Regions from separate parts of the Homo sapiens genome. Here region 2 is linked to region 1. A link is an interaction called in ENCODE POLR2A ChIA-PET data of the cell type or tissue named here. Cell type or tissue: A673. All regions are shown on one strand. Links, peaks and the distances in the headings refer to the core of each region. The heading gives the core; the rest is flanking DNA.

Evidence for each region. Peaks named below come from ENCODE experiments on the same cell type or tissue, not always from the same donor. Only the 100,000 strongest peaks of a DNase experiment are listed, where the experiment ranks them.
Region 2: POLR2A ChIA-PET joins it to region 1 with 10 read pairs; 1 of 35 experiments calls an interaction of 5 or more read pairs at or near these places.

The regions. Positions count from the first base shown.
Region 1 is chr12:50,046,884-50,054,472 of GRCh38, reverse strand. No RefSeq gene overlaps it. Among named protein-coding and RNA genes, the nearest start is that of ASIC1, 6.9 kb to the left of the region's middle. RefSeq lists an enhancer at 2,561-3,489. In A673, for the core only: no CTCF peak of the experiment used is centred there; a DNase peak (open chromatin) is centred at 3,772; H3K4me3 peaks cover 324 bases; H3K27ac peaks cover 1,669 bases.
Region 2 is chr12:50,626,507-50,634,095 of GRCh38, reverse strand. The region is part of intron 2 of DIP2B (disco interacting protein 2 homolog B); the gene reads right to left. It also overlaps the pseudogene RNU6-769P. Among named protein-coding and RNA genes, the nearest start is that of DIP2B, 130 kb to the right of the region's middle. In A673, for the core only: no CTCF peak of the experiment used is centred there; no DNase peak of the experiment used is centred there; H3K27ac peaks cover 581 bases.

The DNA.
Region 1 (7,589 bases), core at 1,260-6,259:
ACCTCCGCCTCCCCGGTTCAAGAGGTTCTTCTGCCTCAGCCTCCCGAGTAGCTGGGATTACAGGCGCACACCACGACGCCCGGCTAATTTTTTGTATCTTTTGTAGAGCTGGGGGTTTCACCATGTAGGCTTGAACTCCCGACCTCAGGTGATCCACCCACCTTGGCCTCCCAAAGTGCTGGGATTACAGGCATGAGCCACTGCGCCCGGACAATCGCCCAACTTTTTGAGGCCTTTAACATATAGCCAATCTTGAGCAACCTTGCTCTTCAGAACTTATGGGTCTGAATTATGGTTTCATAGTGTCACAGGCCCCAGTCTTAGGAAGTTCTTTCTTATATACAACCTAAATCCCTCATGCTGTTGTTTCTTCTTCGTTTGAGAAGTGATGGGTCCTTGCACACACACATCCCCTCATCCCTACCCTGTACATCGCAGCAAACCTTCACCGAGGGTTTTCCTGGATCAAGCCCCAAGATTGGCCCTGTGGACATGGTGAGGATTGGCAGAGTCCTTGCCTCAAAATATCCCAGTGTGGAAAGAGAGACAAACATGTTGACTTGTGACTCTAGTGCAAGGGCCAGGAGTGAAATAGAAGGCTGAGCCAGGGCTGCCAGCAGAGAGAGGCAGGGGGGCAGTCACTCTGACAGGGGTTTGTGGGACAAGGATGAGGAAAAGAGGAAGTTGGTGTTGGCAGGGCCTTAGTAAGATAACACTTGAGGGATCCAAGGGCTGTGATTAGTGTCTCATTACTTCTTTCTGCTTCTCTGGCCCACCCACCCCTTGTCCAAGTCCTGACAGAGGATACTGGCTCCTTCAGCATCCTCCCAGCTTCTTCTCCATGCTTCGTTTTCTCTGGACCCTGCAGTCCTTAGACCTCAGTACCCTTTATCCCCACCACGGACTGAGAGGGAAACAGGCCTGAAGATATTTCTCCTTCTGCTGGCAGGAGGCATCTAGCCAGGGCCCACTTAGGACTTTGGCCTTGTGCTCACCTAGGTTCAAATCTCAGCTCTGTCACACCAGTGCTGTGTGGCCCTGGGCAAGTAACCTAGCCTGAGTCTCACTTTTCTCCAGAAACCATAAAACCCAGCTAATGCCCATGCTGTTGAAACAATGTGTGTCTAGCAAACAGTAGGGGGTGTTCCATCAATAGTGGCAAGCATTATGATCATCCCTGAAAGGCTGATGGGGGCAAATTCCCCATGGATGCTTCCCTTGCAGATGGCCCCATCTGCTTTAGGTGCAGAAGCGCCCTCCAGCCTCTCAGAGATGGGTGAAGAGGGAGGGTAAAGAGGGGGACAAGACCCCCTGGGATTTCCAGGCAGCTCTTCTCCGCTCCCCCGTGCATGAAATCACACGCGCCCCAATCTGTCTGCATCCACTTCATCTGCCGGCTCAGCAAATGCAGAGACAATTAAGGAGTTAATTAGCACGCACTGGGAAGGGGCTGGGGACCTAAGGCTGATGGGACCCAGCAACACAGCCTCCCCACCCTCCATACTCAACGTTGTCCCCCCACCACCTGCCAACCCATAACCCTCATCTTTTCCACTGCTTTCTCTTTTTACTAGTCCAAACACTCCTCTTACCCCACTCCCACACTTACCTGCTATCCTCACCCTTTCTCCCCCACCTTATGCTATCCTGTCTCTTTTCTCTCATTCCTCTCTCTAATCTCTTCTCTCCTCCTCCACTCAGCTTTTCTCCCTTTTCCCACTCAAGTCTCTGTCTTCTCCATCCTTCTAGGACTCACCCTTTCCTCCTCCCCACTTCCTCCTTCTAATCTAGCCCCCTCTTCACTCCCCATCTCTTCTCCCTCTCCTATTCATCACCTTTCCCTCTCCAACTTGAATATGGGTCTCAACAAATGTGCCTGTCCACTGGTTCATGAACATGGGGCTCTGTATCTGCTACAGGAGTCCATGGGTTCCAGGTTGCCTGTCAGGCAGGTGTCTGCCTCTGCAATCCTGAAGGAGTGATCTCTGGTCCTCACCGTTCCCCAGCACCTCTCATTCCTGGCTCTCTCGGTGTCTCAGGCTCTCTTTCTTGTGCCAGTGCATCTCTGGGGGGCTCTCTCCCCATACTGCTGCCTCTGTCTGGGTCTCAGCAGTTTGTCTGCACATCCAGGACCATGTTGAACCCTTCTTTTTTCTCCCCAATTAGGGGGTTGGGGGACAGCAGATGGCCACCTTCCTTCTATGGCACATTACAATTTGTGTGTCAACATGCCATTTGGGGGAGTCAAGACTTCAGAAGGGAGGGATCATTAAAGAGACAATAGGCTGGGCATGGTGGCTCACACCTGTCATCCAAAGCACTTTGGGAGGCGGAGGCAGGTGGATCACTTGAGGGCAGGAGTTGGCCAACATGGCAAAACCCCATCTCTACTAAAAATACAAAAATTAGCTGGGCATGGTGGTAGGTGCCTGTAATCCCAGCTACTCAGGAGGCCGAGGCAGGGAGAACTGCTTGAACCCGGAAAGCAGGGTTTGCAGTGAGCCGAGATTGCGCCACTGCACTCCAGCCTGGGAGACAGAGCCACACTCCATCTCGAAGAGAGAGACAGAGAGGTGGAGAAATCGGGGCCAAGGCAGAACTTCAAAGGGCAGATGGACACACAATATGGAGTGAGAGGGAGGAGTGGAGACAGATGGAGAGGAAAGAGAAGAGAGAAGGTAGGGAGAGATGGAAAGATAGAGACTTCAAGATAGGGAAGAGACTGTTAAGGTCCTTCCCTGCTTTCAAATTCTGGGTCTTTGAGAACAAGCAAGAAAGGAGAGAAACAAAAGGTTCACATAGTGCCTGGGGTTATTTCCCCTCGCAGGAAACTTCCCTGGTTATCTCCCTACGGTAGCACTGACCCCCACTTCCCCCCTACACCACCTGCCCTGGTTTCTCTGTTTTGGGGGCTCTGGCTGGCCTGAGAGCAGATCTGTCCTGTCTCCTCCTCTTGCACCCCCTCAAGTCGGGGTGCTCCCCCAGAGCGAGCAGCGGCTGTCTTGACTACCAGAGGAGATGACGGAGGGGGAGAAATGTGGCTGAGACAGGCCTGGTGAGAGGAATGCGCCCAGGTCCAAACACAGCCCGCATTCGGTAGGTGCATTGTATTGAGGGCGCCCTCAGGCGGGACTGGCTCTCTAGCTCTGGGGTGCTGGGACCTGGCCTGAGTCTGGCTATTGTAGCCTCTCAATAGCGTTTAATGAGTTGTATAATAAGGAGCACCCCTGCGGGGGTTCTGGCTGGGTCTGGGCTTCCCAGGGCCTGGGGACACCTTCTTCCCCTGCATCAGTTGGCTTTTCAAGGCGCTTGTGTCTCTGAGCTGTCCCCCAGCTAAGTACAGTCCTCCCCTCTCCCCATCCCCCATAGGAAGACCCCTCTACAGCCTGCTGCCCTTCCCCACGGACCCCCCTCCCACCCTACCCAGGCCCCTCTGGAAGACGCAATCTCAGCGCCCAGGGCGGCCGCCCAGCCAGAGGAGGCAGTGCCGGTGAATAATTCATGGGGCTGGGAGGCCCTTATCTCCCTGGCCGGCCCCACCCGGGGCCCCGGCGCTGGGCCGCCGTCCCGCGGCTCCCCGCTTTATCTCGACGCCCAGCTTGTAATGCAGCCCGCCATATCACAGGCAGAAGGGGAGATTAATTTTCTAGTTTTGCATGGGCGGGGAGGGGGAGGGGGCGAGGGGAGGTGCTGGGGAGCAGAAGCTGGGATCTTTCCGATTTCAGACTCCAGCGGCTTAATCCTCTCCCAGGCCTGCAGGAAGGGGAGGAAGAGGTTGTTGCAAGCCAAATTTCATCATCAGCGGCAGCCCCAACAGAGGGAGGAGGCGGCGAGGGGCAAACAGACGGGAGAGGCAGCGGCGCTGGCGCAGAAAGGGGAGTTGTTTGGAAACAGGGTAATAGGCGGCCCTCTCAGCCTCGGCTCACAGGAGGCTCAGCTTGTCGGGAGCTGGAACTCCAGGCCGTGTGGGGCTTGCACGTGGGCACATGTATGTGCACACACAGGAGCTCCGGGCACATAGGCATACTCTTTGGGAACGGACACCAGGCTGGTGTCCGCTGCACCTCACACAGTGCCTGGCACAGAATAGACAAAAAAAAAAAAAAAAAAAAATGTTGACTGACTGAGGGGCTAAATGTCTGAGAGAATGTTGATGAGCTGAGCACACACAGCTCCACATGCTCCTAGAATCTGGCTCTGCCGTCTTCTTGCCATCTGCTCGGTGGACCCTGCATGTACAGACTGCTGGCTTCGTTGGTTTTCTGTACCCTCATAGTCTACACAGGTCAGTGAGGGTGGCCTGGGAAACCTGCAGGTTCCTGCTGCTTCTGCTTAGATGACACAACTACCCAGAGCTAGTAGAATCCACCGTCTGTTAGCTGAGCACCTATTACATGCCAGGCCTTGGGCTGGGCAGCCCTGTGTTTCCCAAGATCAATCAGAAGTGGGTCCTGCCTTCAAGGAGCTTATGGGTCAGCAGGGATGACCAGACACATAGGTGTTTGGCTCTGATGCAAGAAAGAATGCGATGCTTGCCAAGAAAGAGGTACTATTAAAGAGTTCAGAGGCAGGAGAGAGTTGGAGATGACCATGAAAGCATATTGGAAGAAGTGATATTTGAGATGGGTTTTGAAGGATGATAGGAGTTTGCAATGGCCATAATGGCATGGGAGGGAGGCAAGGCATTTCAGGTGGAGGGATAGTATGAAAGAAATGTTGATGATGGGGGACCAGGGTGAAGCATAGGGAGGAATTTAATCTGTCTGGTTGGCTGGAGGTGGCAGGGAATAAATAGTGAGGGCCAAGGCTGAGAAGTAGGAAGAGGTGAGGACGTAAGTATAAAGGAAATTGGATTTGCCCTGGGGTTACTGGAGAGCAATTAAATGGTTTTGAGCAGGAGGTGGCATAATCAAGGTAGTACTGGGATAAGATAAAGACAGCCAACATTTATTTAGCAAGTATGTGCTGGGCATTGTAGTAAGTGCTTCAAAAGGAGTTATTAAATCCTCACAACCTTCTTAGGTAGTATCATCCCATTTTATAGATGAGGAAATAGAGTCACAGAGATGCAAGCAATAGAATGGGGATCAATTGAAGACCCAGAAATCAGAGACAGGAAGCTTAGGATAAATTCTTTAACACCTCAGGTGCTTTTGGGTATGGAAAAAAATGTTTGTTATTTTTTGTACTTTGATGTCCAATTTATTAATCTCTATTCAAGTAATATTCCCCAAATACTCCCATACTATTTATACAACCAATAAATCAAAACTCAGAAATTTAGCAGGTTATGTTTCCTCAAATATTTAAACATTGATTGCAAATGAAATCAAATATCAAACTCTTCATAAATCTGTTTTTCTTTTCTTTCTTTTTTTTTTTTTTCAGAGACAGTACCTTACTCTGTTGCCCTGTCTGGAGTGCAGTGGCACAATCATAGTTCACTGCAGCCTCAAACTCCTGGGCTCAAGCAATCCTCCCTCCTCAGCCTTCCAAGTAGCTAGCATTACAGACATGTGCCACAACTCTTGGCTAATTTTTGTTTTTGTTTTTTTGAGATGGAGTCTAGCTCTGTCACCCAGGCTGGAGTGCAGTGGGGCAATCTCCGCTCACTGCAACTTCCACCTCCCAGGTTCACGCGATTCTCCTGCCTCAGCCTCCTGAGTAGCTGGGATTACAGGTGTGCGCCACTACGCCCGGCTAATTTCTGTATTTTTAGTAGAGATGGACCTTCACCATGTTGGTCAGGCTGGTCTCGAACTCCTGACCTCATGATCTGCCCGCCTTGGCCTCCCAAAGTGCTGGGATTACAGGCATGAGCCACCGCGCCCTGCCTAATTTTTGTATGTTTTGTAGAGACCAGATCTTGCTGTATTCCCCAAGTTGGTCTTGCTGTATTGCCCAATACAGGTCGGTCAGTACAGGTCAATCAGGCAATACAGGTATTTCTATATTGCCCGAAATCCTGGCCTCAATTCTCCTGCCTCAGTTTCGCTTATAAGGTTTAAACACCTTTAAAAGCAGACGAAACATACAATACAATTATTGCAAAAAAAATCCACCCACCCATTATGAATTTAAATTTCTCTGTTTAATATTTCTAATATTATGTTCTTTATTTTTATTCTTTTTTCTTTTCAGAGATAGGATTTTTTGTGACTTAAACTAGGGAGTAGAGATTTACCTTCTCCAACAGGCTGAGGCTGCAGAAGGAGTTGATTGGGATGGTTTGGGACCGGGCACACAAATCCTGGCAGGGTGGGGCTTCCAAGGAGATTTTTCGGGGAGTTCATTATGCAGCTCTTCACCTATTTCATCAGAAATTGTCCTCTTTATGCTCAGACCAATCATAGGTTCTAGTTTTGTGTGCGTGTGACCCTAATCTTTTCTCCAAATAATTCTAGTTTTGAGTACCTTATCTTTACAGCACAGCCCACCACGTAACCACTGTTCTCAGTGGAGCCTGGTCTGGTTCACTTAAGTCGAAAGCCCTTGGTCAATTGGTTAACTGGAACTACATCCCTTCCTTCTCATCAACCACTAAGACCTACAATATTGTCAGCTAGGGTGCTGAAGCAAGGGTCTAAGACGTGGTATTAAGAGCTTGAATTAGGGCAGTGGCAATGGAAATAAAAAGGAAATGACAGTTTTCAGACACTCCATGAAGGCAAAATTGACTTCTATTAAATGGGGGATAATAGCTTACCTCATAGAATCAAATGAAAACACGTGAAGTCCTTTGTACCTTATAAGCACCATTAAGTCCTAGTTGTTTTGGCTTTTGTTATGTTACTAGTACAAGCGGTCAAGGAGGAAACCTTCGGGGTTTCATCAAAATTTAAGGGGTAAACAGAAAGCGGACGCAGATAAGAGGCTGAAAGACAAAGGGACCTGAGAAAGATTGGCCAAAGACATGGGAGAAGAACAGGAGAGGAGGAATGTCCCTTAGGCTGAGAGGGTGGGAGGCAAGGGAACAGTTACAGAGGCCCAGGAGTGTGTTACAGAGGCCCAGGAGGGAGGTGGTGAAGGCCTGAACTAGGTGGGAACCATCTGGGTGTGTTAGAATGTCTCCTGGGACACACCTGGGCTGTAGGTCTTAGTGGTTGATGAAACAAAGGGATATCTTAGGGGAAATTGCAGATGGTGGCTGACTGGACGCACTGATGAGTGTGAGGGGAAGCTGGCAATTTTAAGTTCATGTACTTGGGGCCTGGCCAGGTGCAGAAAAGGAAGGTTGGGGTGGCCCTAGGTTCCTACAATGCACAGAAAAAAGGTACCCTGTTGTGACTAGGCTTGACTCTCCTTTGCAAAACGAAACTACTGTCTTAACCATGTGGCCCTCAGCTTTCTAGTGCAGCTAGCACCTTCTGCTCAACCTCCACCCTTTTCCTGGGAAGCAGAATTATAGAAGTTTCTTTTTTTCTTTTTCTTTCTTTCTTCCTTTTTTTTTTTTTTTCTTGTGAGATAGAATCTCACACTGACACACAGGCTGGAGTGCAGAGGCACAATCACGGTTCACTGCAGCCTCAACCTGCCAGGCTCAGGTGATCCTTCCACCTCAGACTCCTGAGTAGCTGGAACTACAAGCA
Region 2 (7,589 bases), core at 1,036-6,035, 580 kb before region 1:
AAAGAGCAGACAGCTCAGAATGAGCAAGAGATGGGAGGTGTGAATCTGCCGTATCTTCATTTCTCTCATGCCTCTCAAAGTCGGAGCGTTTTGAGGACCTGAATTTTTCATCTTTAATCTTATAAATTTTAATTTGTTAAAAGACAGCATGGCCCTTAAATACCAGATAAGGTATGGCTCTTGTTTAACTAAAGAAACAACTGTCAGTTCCAATGCTGGGAGGTTTAAGTGATTTTTTAGGGTAATTTTGAAGCAGATTTTTGCCATACAGTGACTTTAGAACCTAATCCCTATGATGCTACTGAATTAAGTTAGTTTTTCTTATTTTTGGAGACAGGGTCTCGCTCTGTCAACCAAGCTGGCATGCAGTGGCACAATCACGGCTCACTGCAGCCTCAACCTCCCAGGCTCAAGCAATCCTCCCACCTCAGCCTCCTGAGTAGCTGGGACCACAGGTGCGCGCCACCACACCTGGCAAATTTTTTGATTTTTTTGTAGAGATGAGGTCTCACTATGTTGCCCAGGCTGGTCTCAAGTGATCATCCTGCCTCAGCCAACCAAAGTGCTGGGATTACAGGCATGAGCCACTGAGCCCAGCCAGCCATGCTTAATATTAACCAAACTTGTCCATACTAAATTTCTACTACTTCCTTTTTCGGTCTATTTTTTGCATGTTATTCTTCCTTACACAATGACATGTTACTCAGGTCTAATGTTCTAAAAAGATGAAACGCATCATGAATTTGCATGTCATCATTGCACAGGGGCCATACTAATCTCTATATTGTTCTAGTTTTAGTATATGTACTGCCAAAGCAAGCACCCTATTACTTACTATTCAAATATTTTCTTCAAAATTGCATTATCTTCCATATTTCCTGTTACACTGTTAATTTTTTCTGAAGTCCTGTTTTAAAGATTTATGTAACATTTGAGAAAAGAAGTATACAATATACACAAATACGCAACCCAAGATAACTACAGATCAATTCCACACACAAAAAAAATCATTCACAAGGCAGGGAGAGGTGGCTCACACCTGTAATCCCAGAACTTTAGGAGGCTGAGGCAGAAGGATCGCTTGAGCCCAGGCGTTTGAGACCAGCCTGAGCAACATAGCGAGATCCTGTCTCTAATTATTTTTTTTTTTAAGAAAAAAAATCACTCACTAAATTTTTAGGTAAGGAGCATGTGCACACAATAATCCCAGTAATAAAATGTTGTAGTATTAACTTTTTATTTAAAAAGATACCAGTGATTAGACCAGGTGCAGTGGCTCACGCGTAATCTCAGCACTTCGGGAGGAGAAGGGAGGCGGATTACTTGAGGTCAGGAGTTTGAGACCAGCCTGGCCAACATGGTGAAACCTTGTCTCTACTGAAAATACAAAAATTAGCCAGGTGTGGTAGCACATGCCTGTAATCCTGGCTACTCAGGAGGCTGAGGCAGGAGAATCACTTGATCCCGGGAGGTGGAGGTTGCAGTGAGCCGAGATCACGCCACTGCACTCCAGCCTGGGTGACAGAGCGAGACTCTGTCTCAAAAATAATAAAAATAATAATAAAAAATAAATAAAAAGACAGTAGTGAGAATGTTACCTTTTTTTTTTTTTTTTTTGAGACAGAGTCTTGCTGTGTCACCCAGGCTGGAGTGCAGTGGCACAATCTCGGCTCACTGCAACCTCCATCTCCCAGATTCAAACTATTCTCCTGCTTCAGCCTCCCAAGTAGCTGGGATTACAGGCATGCGACACCATGCCTGGCTAATTTTGTATTTTTAGTAGAGATGGGGTTTCTCCATGTTGGTCAGGCTGGTCTTGAACTCCCAACCTCAGGCCCACCTCGGCCTCCCAAAGTGCCGGGAGTACAGGCGTGAGCCACTGAACCCAGTCCAACTCTACTAAACTTTAATAAAGTTTAATAAAGTTTAAATTTGCATTCCAATGCCATTTAAAAAGTCAAACTAGGCAGGGTGTGGTAGCCCACACCTGTAATCCTAGCACTTTTGGAAGGCGGAGGCGGGAGGATCACTTGAGCTCAGGAGTTTGAGAACAGCTTGGGCAACATAGTGAGACCTTCTCTCTATTTAGGAAAAAAAAAAAAAAAGTCAAATTAAATGGCTTCCTTCAAAATTTACAAAGATATATGGGGTAAATATGCCAAAGGGTAATCTCTTCTTTTGACATGGAATGTATATAACATAAATTACCCAACCCTACAACCCACCCCTTTTTGGGAAGGACATTGTTAATGAACAAAATGGTCAAATAAAGTGAAAAACACAAAATGAAAGAATTTACCACTGACAGACCCTCGCTAAAGTATTTGGCTACTAAAAAATGTGCTTTAAGAAGAAGAAAATTTAGCCAGGCATAGTGGCTCATGTTTGCAATCCAAGGACTTTGGGAGGCTGAGGCGGGCAGATCAGTTGAGGCCAAGAGTTCGAGACCAACCTGGGCAATATGGTGAAACTCTGTCTCTACTAAAAATACGAAAATTAGCTGGGTGTGGTGGCACAAACCTGTAATCCCAGCTACTGGGGAAGCTGAGGCACAAGAATCGCTTGAATCAGGGCCGGGCACGGTGGCTCATGCCTGTAATCCCACCTCTTTGGGAGGCCGAGGCAGGTGGATCATGAGGTCAAGAGATCGAGACCATCCTGGCCAACATGGTGAAACCCTGTCCCTACTAAAAATACAAAAATTAGCCGAGTGTGGTGGCAGGTGCCTGTAATCTCAGCTACTCGGGAGGCTGAGGCAGGAGAATTGCTTGAACCCAGGAGGTAGAGGTTGCAGTGAGCCAAGTCTGGGCCACTGCACTCCAGCCTGGCGACAGAGGGAGACTCCGTCTCAAAAAAAAAAAATCGCTTGAACCCAGGAGGTCCATGGAGGTTGCGGTGAGCAAAGATCACAGCACCGCACTCCAGCCTGGGCGACAGAGTGAGACCCTGTCTCAAAAAAAGAAAAGAAGGAGGAGGAGGAAACTGACCGGAGAAAGAGTGAGGCAGAAGAAGGAATAGTAAAGAAATGGATAGTAACTATTGTTAACTACATAAAACAGTAACTGATAGTTGAAGGCATACTAAAATAAAGGTGATACTAAAATGTAAGATAAGAAGTGGTGGATGGCCAGGCACGGTGGCTCACACCTGTAATCCCAGCACTTTGGGAGGCCGAGGTGGGTGGATCACCTGAGGTCAGGAGTTCGAGACCAGCCTGATGAACATGGAGAAATCCTGTCTCTACTAAAACTACAAAATTAGCCGGGCATGGTGGCACATGCCTGTAATCCCAGCTACGCAGGAGGCTGAGGCAGGATAATCGCTTGAACTGGGGAGGCGGAGGTTGCAGTGAGCCGAGATCACGCCATTGCACTCCAGCCTGGGCAACAAGAGTGAAACTCTGTCTCAAAAAAAAAAAAAAAAAAAAAAAAAGAAAAGAAAGAATTCGTGGTGATCAACATCAAAGCATTCTAAAGTCCTTGTGTCCTTTAAGAGAATTAAGATGTCTAATAACTATGTTTAGATTTGTTTTTTAAAGCCTTAGGATAAAAAAACACCATAGGGACAAACACAGTTACTCATGAAAGAAGAAACAATTTACAAGGAAGATTATAATTCTTAATTTGAATGTACCTAATAACATAGCTTTAAAACATATAAAGCAAAACTTGACAGAATTACATGGAAAACTGACAAATCCACAGATCTGTCAGAGAGAGAGAGAGAAGAGAAGAAAGACAAGAGGGAAGGGGAGACAAGCAACATAAAGCAGAAGGTTTACAAACAAAGAGAATATTATAAATAACTTTGAAAACTAAACAAAACAATTTCCTAGAAAAATTGAGTTTGGCCGGGTGCAGTGGCTCACACCTGTAATCCCAGCACTTTGGGAGGCCGAGGCAGGTGGATCACAAGGTCAAGTGATGGAGACTATCCTGGCCAACATGGTGAAACCCTGTCTCTACTAAAAATACAAAAATTAGCTGGGCGTGGTGGCACATGCCTGTAGTCTCAGCTACTTGGGAGGCTGAGGCAGGAGAATCGCTTGAACCTGGGAGGTGGAGGTTGCAGTGAGCCGAGATCGCGCCACTGCACTCCAGCCTGGCGACAGAGCAAGGACTGTCTCATTAAAAAAAAAAAAAAAAAAATTAAATTTACCAAAACTGGCTCAAGAAGAAACAGAAAACTGATAGGGGTTGGTAACAAAAGAAGGGAAGGAAGACAGGGACGTTGAGGATGACTTTTAAGCCTGTAACTTGCTGGGCTTATGAATGTGGGTTGTATTCACTCAAAAGAGAAAACTAGAAGCACAGGAGCAGGTTGGATGTTGTAGTTGGTTTTCTGGAGAATGCATGCAGGGAGGGGTTAGTAATGGTGGTAGAGGCAGGGTGCAGAAGTCATAAATTTAAATTTTGGATATGTTGAAATGGTGATGCCTTTAAGGTATATAAGTGGAGATGTTAAGTATGCAGTTGGATCTATGGATCGGGGGCTCGGAAGAGATCGGGTTGAAGATACATATTTAGGAGTTACCTAAATTCAAATGATAATTAAAGTCACAGGTGTGGCTGAAATAATCTAGAGAGATACAGCATTGGTTCTCAAAGTGTGGTCCCTGGACCACCAAGCTCAACATTACCTGGGAAATTAACAAAAATGCTTATTCTCAGGCCTCACCCTGGACCAGATGAATCAGAAACTCTGAACCTGAAAATGGGGCCCTGCAGTCTGTGTATTAACAAGCCCTCCAGTGATTCTGAGGGCTTGCTACAATTTGAGAACCACTGATATGGAGTGAGAAGGCAAGAAGTCTTGGTCCTTAACTTGAGAAATCTAACATTTAACAGACAAAAATGAGCCTGTAAGAAAGACCAGGAGCAGCAGGAAGTGAAGGGTAAGAAAATAAGAAGAGTAGGTAGGACATGGTGGCTGACGCCTGTAATCCCAGCACTTTGGGAGGCCGAGACGGGTGGATTGCTTAAGCTCAGTAGTTCAATACCAGCTTGGACAACATGGCAAAACCCTGTCTCTACAAAAAAAAATACAAAAATTAGCTGGGTGTGGGAGCTCATGCCTGTAGTCCCAGCTACTTGGGAGGGTGAGGCGGGAGGATCACTTGCGCCTGGGAGGCAGAGGTTGCAATTAACCCAGATCACACCACTGCACTCCAGCCTGGGCGACAGAGCCAGACCCTGCTCAAAACAAAAACAAGAATGAAAGAAAAGAAGATAAGAAGAGAGATTCAAAATAAGAGTTTTGAGAGACAGGGTGCTGAATACTACTGAGATTAGATGGCAATAGCTCCAGAAGGAACTAAAACGGGCTGAGAAGTGAGCATTTGAGAAAATAGTGTTTAAGTATAGACAGTTCTGAGCAGTTTGATTAGAAACAGGAAACAAAGAGGGTGAAAATGGAAGTGGCTGACAAGTAAATGGAGGATTCTTTTTTAAATAGACAGTAATAAGCATGATGAACTGCTGAGGGACGAATATGGCTGAGAGAGTGACTGTACGAGACAGAGAGAATGACTGTACGATAGAGATGAGGACCTGACAGCAACGGCATACCAAGGGGGCAATGCAGCTGTCTGCCTCAGCAGGAGAGGTCTTTATTACAGCATTTAGAATTGCTGCACACAGTGATACTTTTTAGTAAAAAGCAGACCAATTTTTTGTCGTTTTCATCATTGCTTTTTATATTTTTATTTATTTATTTATTTATTTTTGAGACGGAGTCTTGCTCTGTGGCCTAGGCTGGAGTACAGTGGCATGATCTTGCTTCACTGCAACCTTTGCCTCCTGGGTTCAAGCAATTTTCCTGTCTCAGCATCCCGAGTAGCTGGCATTACAGGTGTGCAGCACCACGCCCGGCTAATTCTTGTATTTTTAGTAGAGATGGGGTTTCGCCATGTTGGCCAGGCTGGTCTTGAACTCCTGACTTCATGTGATCCACCCGCCTCGGCCTCCCAAAGTACTGGAATTACAGCGTGAGCCTCCACGCTCGGCCCATCATTGCTTTTTAAGTTCTCTACAGATACTGTGTGCCTTACTGACTGCAACCAGGTAGACTGCTCTCACTGCCCTATCCTTGGTGCCATTGGATAGTATAAGATTTGGGGAAAAGGAGGAGGGGTTGGGATCTAAAGCATAGGTAGAAGGACTGTCCTTGGCCAGGAGGAACAGATAATCTTTTTAACCAGAAGGAAGGAAGTAATCATGGAAGGGGACAGATGTTGGAAGTGTGGCATCAGGAAGTTGAAGGAGTTGTCATCGTATGCCTTCTATTTCCCCTGTGAGGTCACCTGCAAGGCCATCCCTACTGGGGGAGGGATATGCCACATTCTCTTGGCCTACTGCAATTAAACAACTGATTCATCAAATGCATGCTCACTAAGCAAATGATTTGGTTCCCATTATAGGCTTGCCCATGGGGCAAGAATGTGCTGACCATACAGATTTCTCATAGTAGGCCAGGCGTGGTGGCTCACACCTATAACCCCCACACTCTGGGAGGCTGAGATGGCAGTACTACTTGAGCTCAGGAGTTCAAGACCAGCCTGGGCAATAAAGTGAGACCCCAACTCTACAAAAAATAATTAACTGGGTGTGGTGGCGCACACCTGTAGTTCCAGCTACTCAGGAGGCTGAGGCAGGAGGATCATTTAAACCTGGGAGATTGAGGCTGTAGTGAACCATGATCGCACCACTGCGCTCCCGCCTGGGTGACAGAGCAAGAATCTGTCTAAAAAAAAAAAATTTCTCATAGTAAATTAATAAATTGATTTTTGAACATGATTTGGTTTCTGCGTAGCCTGACTACGGATAACAAACTGTGGTCCTTTTTACAGTTATACCTCTTGCTGAGCTATTGCTTTTACACCAAGTGACTCAAGTAAATCTCTGGGCCTTCAGAGGCATGGGCCAGATCCACAATAAGCAGCAAATCAAGGTAACCTCCTCAACCCCTAGGTCATGCCTTGCTCAGCAAAAGCTGGCTTTTCACTAGCTGTCGCTGGCCCAATTTCCACCTCTTTTCTCTCAATTCATTTCTACATACACCTATTCATTGAGATATCTTAAATTAGCTGTCAGTGTATTGACCTACTAGTTTCTCTATGAAGGTATTTCCAAGAACAATACAGGAAATAAAACAAGCACATCAAAGAAATATATTGGTATATCACCATTATTTATTTATTTATTCCACTGTTCATTCAACAAATATTTACAGGCCATAAACCCTGTGCAAAGCTTACTATGAGAACTGTGGGAGATACAAAGTCCTCATGGTATTTATAATTCAGTAAAAAAAAAAAAAAAAAGCCATTAGTTCCACAAAGAACAGGCTTGCAGAAACACACTTTGGTTGAAGGGGGTAGAAAATCAGAAATAAAGACAAAACACCCTATAGTAAAAGTGATATAAGCAGAAATAGGCTGTCAAAGGAAATCCTGCAATCTGAGTAACTTTAAAAATATGATGATTATTTAGAGACAGCCTTGCTTAGAGGCAAAGGTTATGGCAACCCCTTTGGCATTAAGCATGAAATTAATTCAGGACTTTCTGATATATAAACAATGTGCTAGTCTC